2 separate regions of the Homo sapiens genome follow, and region 2 is linked to region 1. A link is a contact called in ENCODE Hi-C or POLR2A ChIA-PET data. All regions are on one chromosome and are shown on one strand. Each heading gives the region's core, a stretch centred on a gene start or an enhancer-like site at or near the end of the contact. The rest is flanking DNA. Distances are from core to core; before and after follow the strand shown.

Region 1 (6,198 bases), core at 2,256-4,755:
GAAGTACAAAGGAGCACAGAGAACTTTTGGGGAATGGAGTTATACTATATCTTTTTGTTTGTTTGTTTGTTTTTGAGACAGGGTCTTGCCCTGTCGCCCAGGCTGGAGTGCAATGGCACAATCTCGGCTCACTGCAACCTCTGCCCCACGGGTTCAAACGATTCTCCTGCCTCAGGCTCCAAAGTAGCTGGGACTACAGGCGCCCACCACCATGCCCGGCTAATTTTTGTATTTTGTAGAGATGGGGTTTTGCCTGTTGGCCAGGCTGGTCTCAAACTCCTGATGTCAGGTGATCCACCCACCGTGGCCTCCCAAAGTGCTGGGATTACAGGTGTGAGCCACCATGCCTGGCCGAGCTATACTATATTTTGATTGTGGTGACAGTTATACAACTGCCTGTATTGGGCAAAACTCATAGAACTGACTGGGTGCGGTGGCTCACACCTGTAATCCCAGCACTTTGAGAGGCCGAGACGGGCAGATCACCTGAGGTTGGGAGTTTGAGACCAGCCTGACAAACATAGAGAAACCCTGTCTCTACTAAAAATACAAAATTAGCCGGGCGTGGTGGCACATGCTTGTAGTCCCAGCTACTCAGGAGGCTGAGGCAGGAGAATCCCTTGAACCTGGGAGGCAGAGGTTGCGGTGAGCTGAGATCGTGCCATTGCACTCCAGCCTGCTCAACAAGAGTGAAACTGTCTCAAAAAAAAAAAGAAAAAAAAAAAACTCATAGAACTGTATACCTAAAAAGTGAATTTTACTGCATGTAAATCATTTCTTAATAAACCTGACATTTAAAACAAAAACAAGTTTGGCAGTTTCTCAAAAAGTTAAACACAGAATAAACATATGGTCCAGCAATTCTACAGCCAGGTGTATAGCCAAAAGAGTTGAAAGCCAGGACTCAAACAGTAGCATTATTCACAATAGCCAAAAGCTGGAAACAACTCAAATGTCCATTGAAGATGAATGCATAAACAAAATGTGGTATATATTATTTTCCTTTTTTTTTCTTTTTTTTTTTCTGAGACAGAGTCTGACCCTGTCGCCCAGGCTGGAGAGCAGCGGCGTGATCTCGGCTCACTGCAACCTCCACCTCCCAAGTTCAAGTGATTCTCCTGCCTCAGCCTCCCAAGTAGCAGGTGCATGCCACCACAAAAATATGATATATATTAATACATACAATGGAATATTATTCAGTCATAAAAAGGAATAAGGCCGGGCACCTATAATTCTGGCGTATTGGGAGGTCAAAGCGGGAGGATCACTTAAGCCCAGGATTTCAAGATGAGTGTGGGCAACATGACCAGACTCTGTCTCTACTAAAAATAAACAAATTGCCGGGCGCGGTGGCTCAGGCCTGTAATCCCAGCACTTTGGGAGACCGAGGCGGGCAGATAACCAGGTCAGGAGATCGAGACCATCCTGGCAAACACAGTGAAACCCCGTCTCTACTAAAAATACCAAAAATTAGCCGGGCATGGTGGCAGGTGCCTGTAGTCCCAGCTACTCGGGAGGCTGAGGCAGGAGAATGGCGTCAACCCGGGAGGCAGAGTTTGCAGTGAGCCAAGATCGCACCACTGCACTCCAACCTGGGTGACAGAGCGAGACTCTGTCTCAAAAAAGAAAAACAAGGTGGGGCACGGTGGCTCACGCTTGTAATCCCAGCACTTTGGGAGGCTGAGGTGGGTGTATCACGAGGTCAAGAGATGGAGACCATCCTGGCCAATGTGGTGAAACCCCGTCTCTACTAAAAATACAAAAAATTAGGTGGGCATGGTGGTGCACACCTGTAGTCCCAGCTACTCAGGAGGCTGAGGCAGGAGGATCGCTTGAACCTGGGAGTTGGAAGTTACAGTGAGCTGAGATCGCACCACTGCACCCCAGCCTGGTGACAGAGGGGGACTCCACCTCAAAAACAAAACAAAACAAAAGTATGCTTAGTGAAATGAAATAGTATCATAAAAACGTATTGTACTAATTTAATATTTGATAAATGGGATTTCTTTTCATTTATATTCTTTATTAGGGAGGTCGAACGTCCCTCCTCATTAATTTTTTTTTATTGTTTTTTTTTTTTGAGACACAGTTTCACTCTTGTTGCCCATGCTGGAGTGCAATGGCGCAATCTTGGCTCACTGCAACCTCTGCCTCTCAGGTTCAAGCGATTCTCCTGCCTCAGACTCCCGAGTAGCTGGGATTACAGGCGTGTGCTACCATGCCCGGCTAATTTTGTATTTTTAGTAGAGATGGGGTTTCACCATGTTGGTCAGGCTGGTCTCAAACTCCCGACCTCAGGTGATCCGCCCGCCTCGGCCTCCCAAAGTGCCTCCCAAAGGGATTACAGGCGTGAGCCACCACGCCCCGCCATCCCCCCCATTTATATATTTGTAACCTCTTTTTTGTTTATGTTTTTTTGTTTTGTTTTTTGTTTTTGGTAGAGACGGGGTTTTGCCATGTTGCCCAAGCTGGTCTCGAACTACTGGACTCAAGCAATCCACTTGCTGTGGGCTCTCAAAGTGTTGGGTTTACAGGCGTGGGGCTGTCACGCCCAGCCTGTTTATTTGTCAATGTTCTTGGTGCATTTTTCTATTGTCGTATCCACCTTTTCCTCATAGATTAGTAAGAGACCATAAACCATTTGTCTATTACATATGTTGCAAGCATTTCCCCCAGTTTGCCATTTGTGTTTCGACTTTGTGAAGAGATTTTGGCACCAAAAAGCATGGTGAGCCAGATGTGGTGGCTGATGCCTGTAATCCCAGCACTTTGGGAGGCCAAGGCAGGTGAATCACTTGAGGCCAGGAGTTTGAGACCAGACTGGCCAACATGGTAAAACCTTGTTTCTACAAAAATGCAAAAATTAGGGCTGGGCGCGTTGGCTCACACTTATAATCCCAGCACTTTGGGAGGACGAGGTGGGTGGATCACCTGAGGTCAGGTGTTCGAGACCAGCTTGGCCAACATGGTGAAACCCCATGTCTACTGAAAATACAAAAATTAGCCGGACGTGGTGGCGGGTGCTTGTAATCCCAGCTACTCAGGAGGCTGAGGCAGAATAATCACTTGAACCCGGGAGGTGGAGGTTGCAGTGAGCCAAGATTGCGCCATTGCACTCCAGCCTGGGTGACGAGTGAAATTCCGTCTCAAAAAAAAAAAAAAAGCAAAAATCTCCCAGGTACTCCAGAGTCTGACGCGGGAGAATTGCTCAGACCTGAGAGGAGGAACCTGTGGGTGAGCTGAGATCTTGCTGCTGCACTGCCTGGGCTACAGAGCGAGACCCTGTCTCAAAAGAAAAAGAATGTGGTGGGCTTTTTGTTTTGTTTTGGTAGTCAGAACTATTATCTTTTCCTTCCTGTTTTCCACCCTTAGGGCCATATTTAGGAAGTCCTCTACCACCCACAATCATAATAGTACTCATTTTCTTTCTAGAACATTTATGGTTTCATTTTGCACCTTACTTTGCATGTGGTACAGAGTAGACATAAAAATAACTAACTTGTATGAGGCACATTCTGTGTAATAGGCACCGTGGTTTTACTTTTGTATACTCATTATCCCTTTTAATCCTCATAATCATGTGAGGTAGTCATTTTTATTACCTTGCTTTTAAATATGGGAGAAATTAGGCTTTGGGAAGTTAAGGATCTTGCCTGCAATTTACACAGCTAATCAGTGGCAAAACTGGCATTCAAACCCCAAGTCTGTTTACTTTCAAAGGTCTTTGTGTGTGTATGTGTGACAGCGTCTCCTCTGTCACCTAGGCTGGAGTGCAGGGGCACGATCATAGGTCACTGAAGCCTCAACCTCCCAGGCTCAGTTGATCTTCCACTTCAGCCTCCTGAGTAGCTGAGACCACAGGTGTGTGCCACCAAGCCTGGTTAGTTTTTTAAAGATTATTCGTAGAGATGGGGTCTCCCTATGTTGCCCCATCTTACTTTCAAGGGTCTTAATCATTGCTCTGTATTTTTCTACCTTTACTCTCAAATTTTTAGTCATTTTTTCTGGTATCATTTGTCAATTCAGCCTTTCCCCCACTGGTTGATGCCACAATTTTTTTTTTTTTTTTGAGACAGAGTTTCACTCTTGTTGCCCAGGCTGGAGTGCAGTGGCACAGTCTTGGCTCACTGCAGCCTCCGCTTCCTGGATTCAAGCGATTCTCCTGCCTCAGCCTCCTGAGTAGCTAGGATTACAGGTGCATGCCACCATGCCCGACTAATTTTTTGTATATTATTTTTTTATTTTTTCTTGAGACCGAGTCTCGCTCTGTCACCCAGGCTAGAGTGCAGTAGCTCGGTCTCCGCTCACTGCAACCTCCGCCTCCCGGGTTCAAGCAACTCTTCTGCCTCAGCCTCCTGAGTAGCTGGGACTACAGGTGTGCACCACCACATGCCTGGCTAATTTTTGTATTTTCAGTAGAGATGGGGTTTTGCCATGTTGGCCAGGCTGGTCTCAAACTCCTGACCTCAAGTGATCCACACACCTTGGCCTCCCAAAGCGCTGGGATTACAGGCGTGAGCTTTGGTGCCTGGCCGATTGACGCCACTCTTAATATCTAATAGCTTTTGATAATTTTTGAGGTCTATTTCTGCCCGTTTTTTCTCTTCTATTGATTCTTCTGTCCATTCCAGTGTGCACATAGCATACTGTTCTAGTGACTGCTGCATTATTTATACATTCTATTATCTGGTAGGCCAAGTCACGGATAGATGATCTTCTTTTTCAAAGTTTTCAAATTTTTCTTTCATAATGTATTCTTCCAGAAAATCTTTAGAATTATATTGCAAAGTCCTCCAGAAATTCCACTGAGGTTTTTGCTGAAATTGCATGAAAAAGGCTACTGGGGGCTGCGGCTGTCTTGTGTGCGGAGAGTTGAGCTCATCAGGTTCATCCACTCATGGTGCCCATGGTCTTTCACGGTCTCCCATTCATTTGAACCCCACCCTTACTCTTGGTCCACATTCCCCTTCCCCTCCCACATAAACACCCACCATTATGTGTTTCTTGGAAACATAGGTGTAGTAAAAAACATACTCCTGTTTTGTGTGTATGGTTTTTTTTTTCTTTTTGATTTCTTTTTCTTTTTCTTTTTCTTTTTTTTTTTTTTTAACACAGAGTTTGCTCTTGTTGCCCAGGCTGGAGTGCAGTGGTGCGATCTTGGCTCACTGCAACCTCTGCCTCATGGGTTCAAGCGATTTTCTTACCTCAGCCTCCCTAGTAGCTGGGATTACAGGTGCCCACCACCATGCCCGGCTAATTTTTTGTATTTTTAGTAGAGACAGGATTTCTCCATGTTGGTCAGGTTGGTCTCAAACTCCTGACCTCAGGTGATCTGCCCGCCTCGGCCTCCCAAAGTGCTGGGATTACAGGCTTGAGCCACCGTGCCCGGCTTCTTTTCTTTTCTATTTTTATTATTTCTGCAATAAAAGCCACATATGTTGTATGTTTTCTATTTAAATAAACAGTATGGGTCCAAGAATCTTTTTCTATTCCTTTCCAACACTGTTTTTATGTTTGTTTGTTTGTTTGTTTGTTTGAGATGGAGTCTCACTCTGTCGCCCAGGCTGGAGTGCAGTGGCACAGTATCGGCTCACTGCAACCTCCGCCTCCCGGGTTCAAGCGATTCTCCTGCCTCAGCCTCCATAGTAGGTGGGGATAACAGGTGCGCCACCACGCACAGATAATTTTTGTATTTTTAGTAGAGACGGGGTTTTACCATGTTGGCCAGGCTGGTCTGGAACTCCTGACCTCAAGTGATCCACCCGCCTCTGCCTCCCAAAGTGCTGGGATTACAGGCGTGAGCCACTGCGTCCAGCCCCAGCACTGTTTTTCTGACCTCCTCCGGCCGCTGCCTGTCCACCTCGCTCCTGGGTCCTACCGCTGAGCAGCAGCACATGAGATGCACCCAAATATTCCATTAGTGATGGACACCACCTCCTCATTTTTACAACAAATCTGCAGTGAACATCCTTGTACACGACCCCTTGTGGATGGGCGAACTCTCAGATGTACAGAATTCACCTCCCAACCCAGGCTGAGATTGCTGGTTGCTGGGTCTTATATCCTTGACTTCCCCAATTCAGCCACATTTGTTTCTTAAATATCTGCACCAGTTTGCACTCCCATAATGAGACAAAAGGATGATCATTTCTCCAATTTTCACCCTGCTATTTTCTAACTCTAATTTTTGTCCCTCTG
Region 2 (6,708 bases), core at 3,007-5,506, 52 kb before region 1:
GACGGATTCACAGCAGAATTCTATCAGACATTCAAAGAAGAGTTGGTACCAATTCTTTTGATAATATTCCACAAGACAGAGAAAGAAGGAGCCCTCCCTAATTCATTTTATGAAGCCAGCATCACCCTAATACCAAAACCAGGAAAGGAAACTACAACCAAACAACCAAAAAAAGAAAACTACAGACCAATATCCTTAATGAACATAGATGCTAAAATCCTTAAAAAAATACTAGCTAACCAAATCCAACAACATATCAAAAAGATGTGTTGATCCACCATGATCAAGTAGGTTTCATATTAGGGATGCAGGGATGGTTTAATATATGCAGGTCAATAAATGTGATACAATACATACAGAATTAAAAACAAAAACCACATGATCATCTCAATAGATGTAGAAAAAGCGTTCAACAAAATCCAGAATCCCTTTATAATTAAAACTCTCTGCAAAATCAGCATACAAGGGAAATAACATAATAAAAGCCAACTATGACAAACCCACAGCCAACATAATAATGAAAGGGGAAAAGTTGAAAGCATTCCCTCTGAGAACTCGAACAAGACAAGGATGCCCACTCTCACCGCTCCTCTTCAACATAGTACTGGAAGTCCTAGCCAGAGCAATCAGACAAGAGAAAGAAATAAAGGGCATCCAAGTCAGTAAAGAGGAAGTCAAACTGTCACTGTTTGCTGACGATATGATCGTTTACCTTGAAAACCCTAAAGACTCCTCAGATAGCTCCTAGAACTGATAAAAGAATTCGGCAAAGTTTCTGGATTCAAGATTAATGTACACAAATCAGTAGCTCTTCTATACACCAAGAGCAACTAAGCAGAGGATCAAATCAAGAACTCAACCCCTTTTACAATAGCCACAAATAAAATACTTAGGAATATACCTAACCAAGGAGTTGAAAGACATCTACAAGGAAAACTATAAAATGTTGCCAAAAGAAATCAGAGATGACACAAACAAATGGAAACACATCCCATGCTCATGGATGGGTAGAATATTGTGAAAATGACCATACTGCCAAAAGCAATCTACAAATTCAACACAATCCCCATCAAAATACCATCATTCTTCATAGAATTACAAAAAATGATTCTAAAATTTATGTGGAACCAAAAAAGAGACTGCATAGCCAAAGTAAGACTAAGCAAAAAGAACAAATCTGGAGGCATCACACTATCTGCTTTCAAACTATACTATAAGGCCATAGTCACCAAAACAGCGTGGCACTGGTAAAAAATAGGCACATAGACCAATGGAACAGAATGGAGAACCCAGAAATAAACCCAAATACTTACAGCCAACTGATCTTCAACAAAGCAAACAAACACATAAAGTAGGGAAAGGACACCCTTTTCAATAAATAGTGCTGAGATAACTGGCTAGCCACATACAGGAAAATGAAACTGGATCCTCATCTCTCACCTTATACAAAAATCAACTCAGGATGAATTAAGGACTTAAACCTAAGACCTGAAACTAAAAATTCTAGAAGGTAACACTGGAAAAACCCTTCTAGACATTGGCTTAGGCAAGGATCTCATGACCAAGAACCCAAAAGCAAATGCAATAAAAACAAAGATAAATAGCTGGGACCTAATTAAACTGAAGAGCTTTTGGATGGCAAAAGGAACAATCAGCAGAGTAAACAGACAACCCACAGGGTGGGAGAAAATCTTCACAATCTATACATCTGACAAAGGACTGATATCCAGAATCTACAATGAACTCAAACAAGTCAGTAAGAAAAAACAAACAATCCCATCAAAAAGTTGGCTAAGGACATGAAGAGACAATTCTCAAAAGAAGATATACAAATGGCCAACAAACATATAAAAAATTGCACCCAGGCGGGGTGGCTCACGACTGTAATCCCAGCACTCTGGGAGGTCGATGCGGGCAGATCACAAGATCTGGACTTCAAGACCAGCCTGGCCAATATGGTGAAACCCTATCTCTACTAAAAATACAAAAATTAGCCGGGCTTGGTGGCACGCGCATGTAATCCCAGCTACTTGGGAGGCTGAGGCAGTTGAATTGCTTGAACCAGGGAGTCAGAGGTTGCAGTGAGCCAAGATCGCGCCACTGCACTCCAGCTCTGGGCGACAGAACAAGACTCCGCCTCGGGGGGGGGGGGGGGGGGAAGAAAGGTGATGCCGGTTCAAGTTTGTCATCAACTCTATAACCTGAGTAATTAATCTAAATTTTCTACATAGTAGCTAACATCTAAGGCACCCTTTAACTCAGATTATTTCAGCCTGTGAATTTTCTAACTTTAACCTTTCCAACCTTTAACATGTATTTTTGCTATCAGAAAGCACAAGTATATGATTGAGTTATCATACTTATTTTAAGAATACAATTTTACCTTTCCAGTTGCCTTTTAATGGTTAACACATAATCGCAAAATACCACATGAAAACAGAAATAATTTTTTTTTTTTTTGAGACGGAGTCTCACTGTCGCCCAGGCTGGAGTGCAGTGGCGTGATCTCGGCTTACTGCAACCTCTGCCTCCTGGGTTCAAGCGATTGTTTTGCCTCAGCCTCCCGAGTAGCTGGTATTACAGGTGCATACCACTATGCCTAGCTAAATTTTTTTGTATTTTTAGTAGAGACAGGGTTTCACCATGTTGGTCAGGCTGGTTCCCAACTCCTGACCTCAAGTGATCCACCTGCCTTGGCCTCCCAAAGTGCTGGAATTACAGGCATGAGCCACCACGCCTGGCTTTTATTAACGTTTTTCTGTTTTTCTTGAGACAGGGTCCTCACTCTGTCACTCAGGCTAGAGAGCAATGGCATGATCGATCATAGCTCACTGCAGCCTCTAACTCCTAGGCTCAAGAGATCCTCCTACCTTAGCCTCCTGAGTAGCTGGGACAACAGATGCATGCCACCATGCCTAGCTAATTTTTTCTTTTTACCCCCAACCTCCGCTAGAGACGGGGTCCCGCTATGTTGCCTAGGCTGGTCTTTAATTCCTGGGCTCAAGCGATTCTGTCACCTCGGCCACCCAAAGTGCTGAGATTACAGGAAAGAGCCTCCATGCCCAGCCTCTAATAAATGGTTCTTAAATGGAGTAAACATTTTTTAAAGAAAGAGTTTAGAATATTTTGCAACGAACAATCTACATTAACCAACAGTACAAATAAATCAGGCAATATTTTCATACTACCTGGTATAGAAGTTCTTAACCTTTTTTGAGGTTACTGGACTCCTTTGAGAATATAATGAAAGCTAAGATCTTTCCTCTCAAAGAAGCACATATGAAAATAAACAAAATATTGCATGTATTTTAAGGGGGTTCACAAATCTTTCCAAAGTCAAAATAACGAATAAGAAGATTTAATATTTTTGAAATGTATTTTGGCAGTATTCCAATATTCTTTTAAGCTACTTGCATATATGACAAACAAAATTCAAAGAGTCTGATTTTTTCATTTGCATGTCAATATCCAGACTTTCTTAGACTGATATCAAGGACACTGTTGCTTAAGCACTAGAAACAGAGGCTTTAGTATGCTTTTGGAATGCAGAATTCTTAAGCATTCTCTAGTCTAATACTATATCCACGTATCTGCTATCCAATGCAGCATCTAAGACAACAATGTGTTTATTGCTAGGGTAAGTACCCCACCACAAAAAGAGAAAGTGGAAGAGTTAAAAAAAAAAAAATAGAAAGTATAAATAATTATATGTTAACAGTAGAGGCGCAATGACATGAAAATGGAAATCATCGGATTTATTATCAGATGTAGAAGGAAGAAATAAAGACTTATCCGGTAATTCATCAATTATCAATGGTTCCTAACCTCAAACTGTCACTTGCCAAAGCTTTATTTAAAAGGTCAGCAGAGGCCGGGCACAGTGGCTCAAGCCTGTAATTCCAATATTTTGATGGACCGAGGCATGCAGATCGCTTGAGCCCAGGAGTTCAAGACTAGCCTGGGCAACACAGAGAAACCAGGTGATATGGTTTGGCTGCGTCCCCACAGAAATCTCAACTTGACTTGTATCTCCCAGAATTCCCATGTGTTACGGAAGGGACCCAGCGGGAGGTAACTGAATCACGGGGCCAGTCTTTCCTGTGCTATTGTTGCGATAGTAAGTCTCACAAGATCTGACAGGTTTATCAGGGGTTTCCATTTTTGCTTCTTCCTCATTTTTCTCTTGCCCCTGACATGTAAGAAGTGCCTTTCACTTCCTATCATGATTCTGAGGCCTCCCCAGCCATGTGGAACTACAAGTCCAATTAAACCTTTTCTTGTTCCCAGTTTCGGGTATGTCTGTATCAGCAGCAAGAAAACGAACTAATACAGTAAACTGGTAACAGTAGAACGCGGAATTGCTGAAAAGATACCCGGAAATGAGGAAGTGACTTTGGAAGTGGGTAACAGGCAGAGTTTGGAACAGTTTGGAGGGCTCAGAAGACAGGAAAACCTGGGAAAGTTTAGAATCTCCTAGAGACTTGTTGAATGACTTTTACAAAAATGCTGATGGTGATATGAACAATAAGGTCCAGGCTGAGGTGGTCTCAGATGGAAATGAGGAGTTCGTTGGGAACTGGAGCAAAGGTGACTCTTATTATGTTTTAGCAAAGAGACTGGCAGCATTTTGCCCCTGCCCTAGAGATTTGTGGAACTTTGAACTTGAGAAAGATGATTTAGGGTATCTGGCAAAAGAAATTTCTAAGCAGTAAAGCATCCAAAAGGTGACCTGGGTGTTTGAAAAGTATTTCGTTTTCAAAGGGAAGCAGAGCAACCAGGGGCAGTGGCTCACGCCTGTAATCCTAGCATTTTGGGACGCCAAGGTGGGCGGATCCTCTGAAGTCAGCAGTTTCGAGACCAGCCTGGCCAACATGGTGAAACCCCATCTCTACTAAAAACACAAAAATTAGCCAGGAGTGGTGGCTAATCCCAGCTACTGTGGCTGGGATCCCAGCTACCTGGAGGCTGAGGCAGGAGAATCACTTCAACCCAGGAGGTGGAGGTTTCAGTGAGCAGAGATCGCACCACTGCAGTCCAGCCTGGGCGACAGAGCAAGACTCCATCTTTAAAAAAAAAAAAAACGGGGAAGTAGAGCATGAAAGTTTAGAAAATTTGCAGCCTGACTATATGATAGAAAAAAAAACAACATTTTTTGGCCAGACGCAGTGGCTCACGCCTGTAATCCCAGGACTTTGGGAGGCCAAGGCGGGTAGATCACAAGGTCAGGAGATTGAGACCATCCTGGCTAACATGCTGAAACCCTGTCTCTACTAAAAATACAAAAAATTAGCCGGGTGTGGTGGTGGTCACCTGTAGTCCCAGCTACTCGGGAGGCTGAGTCAAGAGAATGGCATGAATCCAGGAGGCGGAGCCAAGATCATGCCACTGCACTCCAGCCCGGGCGACAGAGTGAGACTCCCTCTCAGGGAAAAAAAAAAAAAAAAAAAAAAGAAAGGAAAAACCCATTTTCTGGGGAGAAATTCAAGCTGGCTGCAGAAATCTGCATAAGAAGCAAGGAGCCTAATGTTAATCCCCAAGACTATGGAGAAAATGTCTCCAGTCCATGTCAGAGAACTTCCTGGCAGCAGCCCCTCCCATCACAGGCCTGGAGGCCCAGGAGAAAAAAGTGGTTTCATGAGCTGGGCCCAGGGTCCCCATGCTGTGTGCAGCCTAGGGACTTGGTACCCTGTGTCCCAGCCACTCCAGCTGTGGCTGAAAGGGGCTGACGTACAGCTCAGGCTGTGGCTTCAGAGGGTGGAAGCCCCAAGCCTTGGCAGCTTCCACGTGGTGTTGAGCAAGTGGGTTCACAGAAGTCAAGAATTGAGGTTTGGGAACCTCCAACTTGATTTCAGAAGATGTATGGAAACGTCCAGATGCCCAGGCAAAAGTTTGCTGCAGGGACAGGGCCCTCATGGAGAACCTCTGCTAAGGCAGTGCTGAAGGGAAATGTGGGGTCAGAGCCCCCCATACGAGTCCCTACTGTGAGTCCCAGCTGTGAGAAGAGGGCCACTGTCTTCCAGACCCCAGAATGGTAGATCCACCGACAGCTTGCACTGTCGCCTGGAAAAGCTGCAGACACTCAAGGCCAGCCGGTGAAAGCAGACAGGAGGGAGGCCGTACCCTGCAAAGCCGCAGGAGCAGAGCTGCCCAAGACCATGGGAACCCACCTCTTGCATCAGCGTGACCTGGATCTGAGACCTGGAGTCAAAGGAGATTATTTTGGAGCTTTAAAATTTGACTGTCCCGCTGGATTCTGGACTTGCATGGGCCCTGTAACCCCTTTGTTTTAGCCAATTTCTCCCATTTGGAATGGCTGCATTTACCCAATACCTATACCCCCATTGTATCTAGGAAGTAACTAGTTTGCTTTTCATTTTACAGGCTCATAGGCAGAAGGGACTTGCCTTGTCTCAAATAAGACTTTGGACTGTGGACTTTTGGGTTAATGCTGAAATGAGTTAAGACTTTGCAGGACTGCTGGGAAGGCAAGATTGGTTTTGAAAGGGAGGACATGAGATATGGAGGGACCAGGGGTGGAATGATATGGTTTGGCTGTGTCCTCACCCAAATCTCAACTTGCACTGTAGCTCTCAGAATTCCCACGTGTTGCAGGAGAGACCCAGGGGGAGGTAACTGAATCATGGAGGCTGGTCTTTCCCATGCTATTCTCGTGATAGTGAATAAGTCTCACGAGATCGGATGGGATTA

What was found. Hi-C counts contacts between places; a loop is a spot of excess contacts on that map. ChIA-PET counts read pairs that join two places held with the same protein, here RNA polymerase II (POLR2A). Pooled maps may share reads with other maps.
Region 2: a loop to region 1 is called in a pooled map, with 4 times the contacts of the local background. The contact joins two enhancer-like sites. A Hi-C loop is called at or near these places in 1 of 168 maps with a recorded cell type or tissue (posterior vena cava), 1 of 37 single-sample maps with no recorded cell type and 3 of 50 pooled maps. POLR2A ChIA-PET finds 5 or more read pairs at or near these places in 4 of 52 experiments (AG04449, HEK293, OCI-LY7 and 1 more).

The regions. Positions count from the first base shown.
Region 1 is chr17:2,569,443-2,575,640 of GRCh38, reverse strand. No RefSeq gene overlaps it. Among named protein-coding and RNA genes, the nearest start is that of PAFAH1B1, 21 kb to the left of the region's middle. Within about 2 kb of position 3,505, at least 2 of the 41 ENCODE cell types and tissues checked have a DNase peak (open chromatin) inside an H3K27ac peak, as active enhancers do.
Region 2 is chr17:2,622,004-2,628,711 of GRCh38, reverse strand. The region is part of intron 1 of PAFAH1B1 (platelet activating factor acetylhydrolase 1b regulatory subunit 1); the gene reads right to left. Among named protein-coding and RNA genes, the nearest start is that of PAFAH1B1, 32 kb to the right of the region's middle. Within about 2 kb of position 4,256, at least 5 of the 41 ENCODE cell types and tissues checked have a DNase peak (open chromatin) inside an H3K27ac peak, as active enhancers do.